Regions from separate parts of the Homo sapiens genome. Here region 1 is linked to region 2. Evidence: read pairs that join two places in POLR2A ChIA-PET (ENCODE). Cell type or tissue: B cell. All regions are shown on one strand. Links, peaks and the distances in the headings refer to the core of each region. The heading gives the core; the rest is flanking DNA.

What was found. Peaks named below come from ENCODE experiments on the same cell type or tissue, not always from the same donor. Only the 100,000 strongest peaks of a DNase experiment are listed, where the experiment ranks them.
Region 1: POLR2A ChIA-PET joins it to region 2 with 6 read pairs; 3 of 35 experiments call an interaction of 5 or more read pairs at or near these places.

Annotation. Positions count from the first base shown.
Region 1 is chr11:62,031,054-62,036,898 of GRCh38, reverse strand. No RefSeq gene overlaps it. Among named protein-coding and RNA genes, the nearest start is that of LINC02733, 48 kb to the left of the region's middle. RefSeq lists an enhancer at 5,421-5,845. In B cell, for the core only: no CTCF peak of the experiment used is centred there; a DNase peak (open chromatin) is centred at 3,298.
Region 2 is chr11:61,873,843-61,879,687 of GRCh38, reverse strand. It overlaps FADS3 (fatty acid desaturase 3), which reads left to right. Exons shown (of 12, transcript NM_021727.5): 3 at 179-376; 4 at 841-942; 5 at 1,054-1,176; 6 at 1,473-1,533; 7 at 2,101-2,177; 8 at 2,725-2,822; 9 at 3,233-3,329; 10 at 3,498-3,577; 11 at 3,712-3,837; 12 at 5,823-5,845. MIR6746 (microRNA 6746) reads left to right here and starts at 1,410; the gene lies at 1,410-1,472. RefSeq lists enhancers at 1-521, 4,463-5,011. In B cell, for the core only: no CTCF peak of the experiment used is centred there; no DNase peak of the experiment used is centred there.

The sequences.
Region 1 (5,845 bases), core at 304-5,303, 160 kb before region 2:
CACAGTTCACTGCAGCCTCAGCCTCCTGTATTCAGGTGATCCTCCTGCCTCAGCCCCTCAAGAAGCTGGAACTACAGGTGTTTCCCACCACACCCGGCTAACTTTTTTGTATTTTTTGTAGAGATGGGGTTTCACCATGTTGCCCAGGCTGGTCTCCAACTCCTGGGCTCAAGTGATCTGCTGGCCTCAGCCTCCAAAAGGACAACAGGCGTGAGCCACCATCCCTGGCCATGTCCTCACTTATTTGTAGGAGCTAACAATTAAAACAAGCTCATGGCCAGAGGCTGGAAAGGGTAGTGGGGGATGGAAGGGAAATGGTTAATGGGCACAAAAAATAATTAGATAGAATGAATAAGATCTAGTATTTGATAGCACAATGGGGTAGCTACAGTCAATAATAATTTTTTTTTTTTTGAGATGGAGTCTTGCTCTGTCGCCCAGGCTGGAGTGCAGTGGCATGATCTTGGCTCACTGCAAGCTCCACCTCCCAGGTTCACACCATTCTCCTGCCTCAGCCTCCCGAGTAGCTGGGACTACAGGCGCCCACCACCACGCCCAGCTAATTTTTTCTTCTTTTTCTTTTTTTTTTTTTTAGTAGAGACGGGGTTTCACCGTGTTAGCTAGGATGGTCTCGATCTCCTGACCTCGTGATCTGCCCGCCTCGCCTCCCAAAGTGCTGGGATTACAAGCATGAGCCACCGCACCCGGCCAATAATAATTTATTGTACATTTAATAACAACTAAAATGGGATTGTTTGTAACACAGGAAAGCATAAATGCTTGAGGTGATGGATACCCCATTTACCTTGATGTGATTATTATGCATTGTATGCCTGTATCAAAATATATTCTGTACCCCATAAATATATACACTTACTATGTACCCACAAAAAGTAAAAATTGAAATTAAACAATGAAAAGCAAACTATCAAATTTAGAGATGCATATATGTACAATATGCTATAAAGAAAAGTAAAAAATTAGGCCAGTTGCGGGTGGCTGATGCCTGTAATCCCAGCACTTTGGGAGGCCGAGGCAGGTGGATCACCTGAGGCCAGGAGTTCTAGAGCAGCCTGGTCAACATGGTGAAAACCCGTCTCTACAAAAAAGAAAAAAAAAATTAGCTGGGCATGGTTGTGTGCACACCTGTGGTCCCAGCTACTTGGGAGGCTGAGGTAGGAGAATTGTTTGAACCAGGGAGGCGGAGATTGCAGTGAGCCAAGATTGTGCCACAGGGCTCCAGCCTGGATGACACAGCAAGACTCTGTTGAAAGAAAGAAAAGAAGGAAGGAAGAGAGGAAGGGAAGAAGGAGGGAAAGAGGGAGGGAGGGAGGGAAGGAATGAAAAGAAAGAGAGAAAGAGAGAGACAGAAAGAAAGAAGAAAGAAAAGAAGAAGGAAGGAAGGAGAAAGAAAGAGAGGAAGGAAGGAAAAAAGAAGGAGAGAGAAAGGAAGCAAGGAAGGAAGGAAATTTTGATTACCTCTATGGGTGAAGGAGGAGGTGGTGATCAGGAGGGGCACATGGAGGCTCCTGGGGCATTCAGCAATGATTAATTTCCTGACCTTGGTGGTGATGTGCACAACTAATCTTAATTTGTATATTGAGGTTTTATGCATTCAACTCTATGCAAGATTGTATTGTTTAGTTTTTGCTATAATAATGCTGTGTAACAAACCACCCGACATCCAGTGGCTTAAAACCACAGTTCTTTATTCTCACAGATTGGGGGGCCAGTGGCTCTGTTCAGTCTGCAGGAGTGGAAGCTGCAGTGTTTCTTTTTTTTTTTTTCCTTTCTTTCTTTCCTTTTTTCATTTTCTTTTCTTTTCCTTTTTTTTTTTTTTTTTTTTTGAGACAAGCTCTCGCTCTGTCACTCAGGTCAGAGTGCGGTAGCACTATCATGGCTCTGCATGGATCTGCAGCTTTGACTCAGCCCAGGCTTTAGCAATCCTCCTACCCCAGTCTCCCAGGGAGCTGGGGCTACAGGTGTGCACCATCATGCTTGGCAAATATATTTTATTTTTTGTAGCAATGAAGTCTCACTATGTTGCCCACGCTGATCTTGAACTCCTGGGGTCAAGGAATCCATCCACCTTAGTCCTCCAAAGCACTGGGATTACAGGCGTGAGCCACCACACTGGGCTTGCCCTGCCTCTTGCTTTATGTCTGTGGGTTGGTGAGGGCAGCTTGGCTTGGCTCCATGTGTGCTCATTCTGGGCCCAGATACGGGAGGCAGCAGCTTGCCAGGGGAAGCTCTTCTCACTGCCATGCCAGAGGTTCAGCTGTGGCACACTCCTACTTCCATCCCCTACCCTCATTACTGGCCAAAGGAAGTCACACGGCTAAGCCCCAAATCAAGGGGCTAGGTCTATACTCTGCCCACAGTAAAGCACTGGGATAGAGTTGGAGTCAATATTTCTCCTCACCAAAGCCTCAGTTAGGGGAGAAATTGAAGTGTTTTGGGCATCCAGTTAGGCAGGCAGCCCAGAAAGATCTGGAGCACAGAAAGACCTAGCATGTAGACCAAGTTCTTCTGCATTTAGGCAGCAACCAAAGCCCCACAAGTGACTGAGTTGTCTGGGGACAGTGTACCAGGATGAAGCAAAGAATATTGCCAATGTGAGCTGGGCTCAGGGAGATGCTCCAGTGCAGGAGATTTAGACAGGGACAGCCAGAGGGGCAAGAGGAGAGTGCTAGAGAAGGACAAAGTTTGAAAACTGACAAAGCAAACACTGCTGGTGGTGTCAAGTGCTCAGCCATGTGCTAGGCCTTTGCTCTTGAGGGATCGCCTTGGAGGAAGGAATTTGGACAGCTCAGTAGGGACCAAATCCCATTTTCAGTGGGTTGAGGCAATGGCAGGTGAAATGGAGCTCCTTGTTCAAGAAGTGTGGCTGCCAAGCAGTAGTTCTTGATCTTTTCTTTCACGTCATCCTGTGTAGATTGAGAACTCACACTGCCATCAGAAACAGGAGTGACTTTAACAGTTCCTCCAATCCTGTTTTAGGAAACACTGTTATAAAAAGGATAGAGAAGCAGAGGCCCAGGAAGGATACAGCACACAGACAGGGTATATTTCCTGTAAACAGAAGTCTGGATTTCTGCCCTACACAAAAGTGAGTTCACGGCCAATGCCCCTGCGGTATTTGTTGTCTGTGGTGGAAATGACTCGTAAACACCTCACAGTAATCCAAGGCAGGGCAACACAAGGCCTGAGAAGGCTTACCTGCTATTTGCTGTGACAGCATTGAGGAAGAAGAGATTAATTCTGACCAAAAGGATCAGGGTGGGGGCAGGGTTACAAAAGAGGAAGCATTTAGGGCGTGGCTGGGGCTAAAGAATAGATGGAGAAGACCTAAGTTGCAGCGGCACGCGGCATGTCCAGGAGTGCAAGAGTGTTGGGGAAGGAGGTGGCAGATGAGGCTGGAAAGGAAGTTAGGGGCTCTGGAATGGAGGACATCTCATGCCAAATGGATTCATGTTTGTACTCTGTCGGCAATAGGGAGCTACTGTGGGTTTTTGAGAAGGAGAGAGGCATGATCAAACTCACATTTTAGGATATATTCGGTAGCAATGTGAAAAACGATTTGGTTGTCAGACACTGGAGGGATTACTAAAGGAACAAACACCTGTCCTGTCTTCCTTATGTGACCCACTTTTGCCATGAGGAGTCACTCTGAAGCCTCTCTCGGCCAAGTTTGGTCAATTTCTTTTCTTTTCTTTTTTCTTTTTTTCTTTTTTTTTTTTTTTTGAGACGGAGTCTTACTCTGTCACCCAGGCTGGATGCAATGGCAACATCTCAGCTCACTGCAACCTCCAACTCCCGGGTTCAAGCAATTCTCCTGCCTCAGCCTCCTGAGTAGCTGGGATTACAGGCGCCCGCCACCAGGCCTGGCTAATTTTTTTGTATTTTTAGTAGAGACGGGGTTTCACCATGTTAGCTAGGCTGTTCTTGAACTCCCGACCTCATGATCAACCTGCCTCGGCTTCTCAAAGTGCTGGGATTACAGGAGTGAGCCACCACGCCCGGCCCAGTTTGGTAAATTTCTAAATGAAGACCCACAGGCCTGCCTAACTTTGGATAGGCCAAAGTTCTCAAAATTGGTGCTGATTTCAAACACTCTGTAGTATTACTGAAGCTGTCCTCAAAGGATTAACAAGAATCCTGGACAGAAATATGGTTATAATGAAGCACTAATCAGGCTGTACTTTCACTGACTTCCTTGGCAACCGTAAGTCACTAGATAATGATCACTGGCATCCCCATTGTTCCTGTTGATAGGATTTCTGATGTTAGAATCATATGGCTTTTTTGTTTGTTTGTTTGTTTGTTTGTTGAGACAGAGTTTTGCTCTTGTTGCCCAGGCTGGAGTGCAATGGCGCAGTCTCAGCTCACTGCAACCTCTGCCTCCTGGGTTGAAGCAATTCTTATGCCTCAGCCTCCCAAGTAGCTGGGATTACAGGTGCCCGCCACCACACTAGTTTTTTGTATTTTTAGTAGAGACAGTGTTTCACCATGTTGGCCAGGATGGTCTCGAACTCCTGACCTCAGGTGATCCAACCGCCTCGACCTCCCAAAGTGCTGGTATTACAGGCATGCCCGCTGACCAGTTTGAAGACTCCCACAGAAGAAAGGAATCAGCATGAGAATACAGTTTATCTTCCTGTCCCGTGACTTCACCCTGCACTCTTCGACAAACCAGCAATCTCCATACTTCAGCCCACTCCAAAGCTCTTAAAACACTAGCCCGAAATTTCTTGGGAAAATAAATTTGAGGTTTCCTCCTATCTCCTGGTTCGGTGCCTTACAATTAAACCTCTTTCTCTGCTGTAACCTGTTGTCTCTGCATACTGACTCGCCAGGCACAGTGGGCAACGGACCTATCAATATAGGAGTTAAGAAGAAATTACTTAGGCAGATAGCAAGGGCATGGGAGTCATCGGTAAGGCTTTTCTTTTTTCTTTTTCTTTTTTTTTTTTTTTGAGACAGAGTCTCGCTCTTTCGCCAGGCTGGAGTGCAGTGGCACAATGTCAGCTCACTGCAAACTCTGCCTCCCAGGTTCAAGCGATTCTCCTGCTTCAGCCTCCCAAGTAGCTGGGATGACAGGTGCGCACAACCACACCCAGCTAATTTTTGTATTTTTAGTAGAGACAGGGTTTCACCATTTTGGACAGGATGGTCTTGATCTCCTGACCTCATGATCCACCCACCTCAGCCTCCCAAAGTGCTGGGATTACAGGTGTGAGTCACCATGCCTGACCAAGGCTTTTCTTTTTAACGAAAAGCAGCCCCAAATCATATTCTAACAAAGAGCAGCCTGCAAGCTGGAAGCTTGCACAGATGAATGCTAGCAGGAATGAAACCACCTTTGCGAAATTATGACTGAGACAGTGAAAGAGATCCAACTTAAGTGATTCCATCTTGCTTCTAACCTCCAAGCTGTCTTTGTTCATTCCTGGGTGTAGGCTGAACTAACTTTGGGAGAAACCTATTTTGTAGTTTATAGTTTAAACAAAGATGGTAGCAGCCCTTTCCCAAAGCAGACTTCCTTCTTGCCTGGAAACTAGACTAACATTAGCCACGGGATTAGAAATTATGGTTTAGGAGTCACGCAGCTGGAGGCTACAAGATTCTGACCCTCTCTAAACTGCTCCTAAGATCAGTGCTTGAGATATTTTGCAGATCCTGCACTTGGGTTGGCTGGTGCCATCCCAGTGGATAAACTGGCTTGTCTGATCTTGTGGCCCCAACCCAGCAACTGACTCAGTGCAGGAAGACTGCTTTGGCTCCCTGTGATTTCATCCCTCACCAATCAGCAGTCCCGGCTCACTGGCTCCCCACAACCTTAAAA
Region 2 (5,845 bases), core at 448-5,447:
GGAGGCTTCACCACCAGCCAGTGCTCCAGCTCACACCCCGGGCTGGGTACTCTTGTCACTTCATTCCTCTTTGCCCACACCCCTTGGGCCTGGCGATGGGAGGAGCGGCTGGGGCTCCAGGAGAATGGGGGTGGGGAGGAATTTCTTCCTTGGCTGATCGGCCCCTCTGCTATGGCAGGCGCAGCTGGTCGAGGACTTCCGAGCCCTGCACCAGGCAGCCGAGGACATGAAGCTGTTTGATGCCAGTCCCACCTTCTTTGCTTTCCTACTGGGCCACATCCTGGCCATGGAGGTGCTGGCCTGGCTCCTTATCTACCTCCTGGGTCCTGGCTGGGTGCCCAGTGCCCTGGCCGCCTTCATCCTGGCCATCTCTCAGGTGACCCCAGTTCTGTGTTGCAGCCACCTTAACTGCCCAACAGACGTGGGCCCCCATGCATCTGGGCATTGTGAACATATTTGCTAAATGAATGAATGGACCTATGAAAGGATGAATGGATGAATAAACAGATGAATGAGTGAACAGTCTGAAGGCCCATCAGGCATGTCTGTGGGTCAAGCTGCATTCCAGATGAGCCAAGAAGTTCCTTCTTGAACAGATTCCGATCAAGCACAGGGCCACTGAGCCAGAGGCTGCTGCCCTGCAGCTTCATGACACTTACGAGCCCCTCCACCTCCCTGGGACTCAGTTCTCATCTGTAAAAAGAGGACACTGGCCCACAAGGGTCTTGAAATGGAGCATTAGCACGGGGGTACCCTGCAAGCTGAAAGGATTCACTGGGGCCCCAGGCCCTGGCGGGCTCCGTCCTTCCCAACAGCTTCTGACCCTGCCTCTCTCCCCAGGCTCAGTCCTGGTGTCTGCAGCATGACCTGGGCCATGCCTCCATCTTCAAGAAGTCCTGGTGGAACCACGTGGCCCAGAAGTTCGTGATGGGGCAGCTAAAGGTGAGGGTGGGGTGGGTGGTCAGCCAGGTGCTGGGTGGCGCTGGGTCTGCCCAAGTGTGTGGGCACAGTCGGGGGCACAGCCTGCCCTGAGAGCCCCCTCCTCCTCCACAGGGCTTCTCCGCCCACTGGTGGAACTTCCGCCACTTCCAGCACCACGCCAAGCCCAACATCTTCCACAAAGACCCAGACGTGACGGTGGCGCCCGTCTTCCTCCTGGGGGAGTCATCCGTCGAGGTGGGTGGGGAGGGACGTGGACAACCTCTGGCTGGGCCTGCAGCTGAGGGGGAGCTAATGCACTGGGTCCCCACTCTGCCCCTGACCTAGCCCCTGATCTGGCCTCCACTCTGGCTGGGCCAAGCTCTGCCCCCGTGTCTTTCCTTCCCACCTCCCAACCTGCTGGGGACGACCAGCCCGCTTGCTAGAATCTAGAGTTGCCTTTGACCCTTGGCCCCAGCCAGCCCCGTGACCTTGCCCGGGAGAAGGAGGTGGCCTGGAGAGCTGCTGTCTCCAGCCGCCGCCTGTCTCCACAGTATGGCAAGAAGAAACGCAGATACCTACCCTACAACCAGCAGCACCTGTACTTCTTCCTGAGTGAGTGTCCATCTGTCCTTCTGGGGTGGGGGAGTGCCTGGGCCTGCACTGTCCTCCCTGCTGTCCTGGACCACTCCCAGCCACTTCCTGGGGCGGGGCACGTCTGTCAGGTCTCCCTGGTCATGGCATCCTCCCAGCCTCTGCAGTCTGTACACACTCTCCCAGCAGCATGCCTTTGCCCCAGCTGTCTCCCGTGCCTGGGACACCTTGCAGCCACGGGCCATCACAGCCCTGCTGGGAGCTTCCCCAAGCCCCACGTAGAATTTCTTCTTGCCCTCACTAGAGTGGTCCGGAGCCCTAGAGTCTTTGGGCAGTTGTTGGGGCGGACAGAGTGAGGACTCAAGTCTGGCCCTGACTTGCGGTGAAGGGTGGTGGGAGGTGGTGGGGTAAGGGCAGCCTGGGGAGGCTTGGACACAGAATTGGGGGTGATATGGGGTCATTCAGCTGGATGTGACCAGCACCAACGTCCCAGGGGCATTCCTGGAGTAACAGAGCCCCTCACTCTGGCGCCCACTCACCTTGGCAGCCCAGCCCCACTCCTGAACACTCTCATGCCCCTTCTTGCAGTCGGCCCGCCGCTGCTCACCCTGGTGAACTTTGAAGTGGAAAATCTGGCGTACATGCTGGTGTGCATGCAGTGGGCGGTGAGTGGGGTTGCCCAGGACCCCGGGCATACGGCTGCCGTGGCAGGAGGTGGTGCCTCGGGGGACAGTACCTGCCCATGAAGGCAAACAGGGTGCACATGTGCGTGCAACAGTGTGGCTCACATGTATGCGTGCAACAGTGTGGCTCACATGTGTGCGCGCAGCAGGAGAGCGAGTGTGCCCGTGACTGTACGTGTGGTGGGGGGGGGTTGAGGAACAGGGGGGGTGTGGGTCTCTCTCGGTGAGGGTGTCTTCCCAGGAGGAGTTGCTGGGCTGACTCTGCCAGGCATCTGTGTCCCTGGCAGGGTCTTCCCCAACACACCCTGCATGACACCTTCGTCACTAAAATCAGCCTCGTGAGCTGGCAGGGCAAGGACCCTGTTCCTTTACTCAGCTGAGAAAACCAGAGAGGGTGGTGGCCTGTCCTGGGCTCTGAGGCAAATCAGGCAGAAGGGTTGGATGCCTGAGGTCCTCCTCCCACCCACCAGGCCTCCAGACCTCCGGGCACCTGGAGACCTCTCGGTATCGCCTCTGCCCTCCTCTGCAGGATTTGCTCTGGGCCGCCAGCTTCTATGCCCGCTTCTTCTTATCCTACCTCCCCTTCTACGGCGTCCCTGGGGTGCTGCTCTTCTTTGTTGCTGTCAGGTATGGCAGGGAGTGGCGAGGTCACACACAGGCGACAGGTGACCCCCACTGCAGCCCCCCACCAGAGCTTCCCTTTTCCCGTCTGCAGAATGGGGCCAGTGGTACTGCCTCCCTGGCTTGCTGGTGGAATCACATAAACACAAGCGTGGCAGGAGCCCAGGGTCGGTGGGTTTAGGGAGCGTGGCCTGGCTTGTAAGTGGCCCGGTGGGTGTCGGAGCTGCTCTGGACTCAGCCTCACAGTGGACACTGCTCCATTCAGATTCTTTAAACACTGGCAAGGGGGCGATGGCCACAATCCTATTGTACAGATAAGGAAGTCAAGGCCACTTGGGGACAGCTGCTCTCCAGCCTCCACTCAGGGTGCCTAAGTGGTGAGCTGGACCTAGGGCAGTGCCCGAGCCTCCCCACAGGGTCCTGGAAAGCCACTGGTTCGTGTGGATCACACAGATGAACCACATCCCCAAGGAGATCGGCCACGAGAAGCACCGGGACTGGGTCAGCTCTCAGGTGGGCAGCAGGGGTGGGGCCCATCCTGGGTGGGGTGGGGGGTCCCAGCTAGGAGCCAGATGGCAAAGCAGGGATGAGGCCCTGACGGGGCTGCCAGGTGGGGGATGGTGCCGTGGGGTCAGGGATCTGCAACGGCCTCCTCACATGTGCCCCGCCGGCTTCCGGCAGCTGGCAGCCACCTGCAACGTGGAGCCCTCACTTTTCACCAACTGGTTCAGCGGGCACCTCAACTTCCAGATCGAGCACCAGTGAGTGTGGGTGCTGGGGGCCAGTGGGAGGTGGGGAGGGGGTCCTGGGAGGGGATCCTGGGAGGGGACCCGTGGGTGGGGCCTCTCTCTGGAATCTCCCACTTCAGGTGCCAGCATACGCTCCCCACCCCCAGCCTCTTCCCCAGGATGCCGAGACACAACTACAGCCGGGTGGCCCCGCTGGTCAAGTCGCTGTGTGCCAAGCACGGCCTCAGCTACGAAGTGAAGCCCTTCCTCACCGCGCTGGTGGACATCGTCAGGTGAGGCTGCAGCCCGGCCCCTCTGTTCTGGTGGCTTCCCCAGGGCCTATGCCTACCCTTGTCCAGGTCAGCCTCATGCTGAGCCCCCAGGGTCCCTGAGCCTTTCTGTCCACGTCCCATGCCCTTCCTCCCTTCCCCAGCCTTCACGCACACAGTGAGAATTTCTGGAGCACCTACTGCAGACTCACAAACAGCAGTGCCTGCGGTGAGCAGGTCTATGCAAACCTACCCCCAAAGGCTGAGGGAAAGAAGCTAACAGATCCAGTTTCTCAGAAGGAAACACTTAACAGGGACTCATAAACAGAAGCCATGTCTCAGGGCCGGGTGCGGTGGCTCACGCCTGTAATTCCAGCACTTGGGGAGGCTGAGGTGGGCGGATCACTTGAGGTCAGGAGTTCGAGACCAGCCTGGCCAACATGGTGAAACCCCGTCTCTACTAAAAAAAAAAAAAAAAAAAAAAAAAAAAAAAAACAAAAATTAGCTGGGTGTGGTGGCAGGTGCCCATAATCCCAGCTACTTGGGAGGCTGAGGGAGGAGAATCACTTGAACTCGCAGGGGCGGAGGTTGCAGTGAGCTGAGATTGTGCCTTTGCAGTCCAGCCTGGGCAACAGAGCAAGACTCTCTCAAAAACAAACAAAAAAACCATGTCTCAGGCAGCCAAGAGTTGGGACATCCCCTCACACGCCCTCTAGAAAGAACCCTCTATATAGCAAGCTTTTAGGGTGAACCCCATGCAGGTGGTTCTTATGAACCTGGTGACCACTGGAGGTTAGATAAGCGTCTACAAGAGGAGGTTATCTATGCCATGAGCTTGGCATTCAGGGTCAAGCATCGGTCATCAGACAGTTTTGCTTGAAGATGGCATTGCCCTTGTAGCAATGCAGGCTCTAGAGAGCTTCCTGCCCTCTTGGAGCTGATGTTCCTTCCAGCAAAGGAAACAGCAAGCAATTAAAATAACAAATAAGTACATTACAGAAGATGGGCAAAAGAACAATGAAAAGCCCCTCAGGGTGGGGACAGGGGAGGGGAGGGGGGCGGCCAGGCAGGGGCGGCAGTTTCTAAATAGGTGGTAGGGTGGGCAGTATTGACAGGCTGACGTGTGAGCAGGGACAGGGAGGAGGGGAGAGGTCTCGCCACAGGGACATCTGGCAAAGAGCGTTCAGGCAGAGGGCACTTGACCCTGAATGCCAAGCTCATGGCATAGATAGCCGAGGCAGGCATGCAGGCACTCAGAGAAGGGACACGCCCGGCTTGCATCTTGGAAAGCTGCCCCTACTGGGAATGACTGGCGGGCAGGAGTCGAAGTGGAAAAGGAGAGCAGAGGACACTGCAGCCATCCAGGCGAGGGGTGATGGGGCTCAGCCCTTGTGGTCACCTTGGAGGTGGAGAACAGAGGCCAGATTCCAGGTCTTATACCTCTGCGCCTTTGTACACGCTGTTCCCCTTACTTGGTTGCCCTTCCTTCCTGTGCTGGTGTTCAGATGCCCACTTCTCCTTCATGATCTCTCCCAGCCTGATGCTCTGAGCCCCTGCCATTTGGCACAGCCCTTTAGAGCGCCTGGCACAGGGCTTCCTAGCAGATTGTTGACATTTCTGGCTCCACTGACCAATATCAGGCCCAAGATCGGGTGGGCAGGTTCCACGTCCTCTCTGTCCTTGGGTTGCAGCGCCCAGCAGGAGGCAGCAATGGAGAACTGGGTGCAGGAGGGACAGGCCCACCCAGGCTCATGCCTGGACTTGGCCTTGGCTGCCCTCCAGCTCCCCTACCCGACACCCGTCACCCCGGTCTAGATTCCATTCCAGAGAATGAGCATTCAGCTGTTCTCCCAACCCACCCTCCAGCCCGCATCGCTGCCTGCCCCCAGGGAAGGGAACCCACAGGGAATGGGGATCTCCGCTCACACTTACCATGGGGGATACAGGGGTGTTAGGATCTTGCAACTGAGCTCCTAACACCCACCCCCACTGCCACCCCCACCTCCCAGGTCCCTGAAGAAGTCTGGTGACA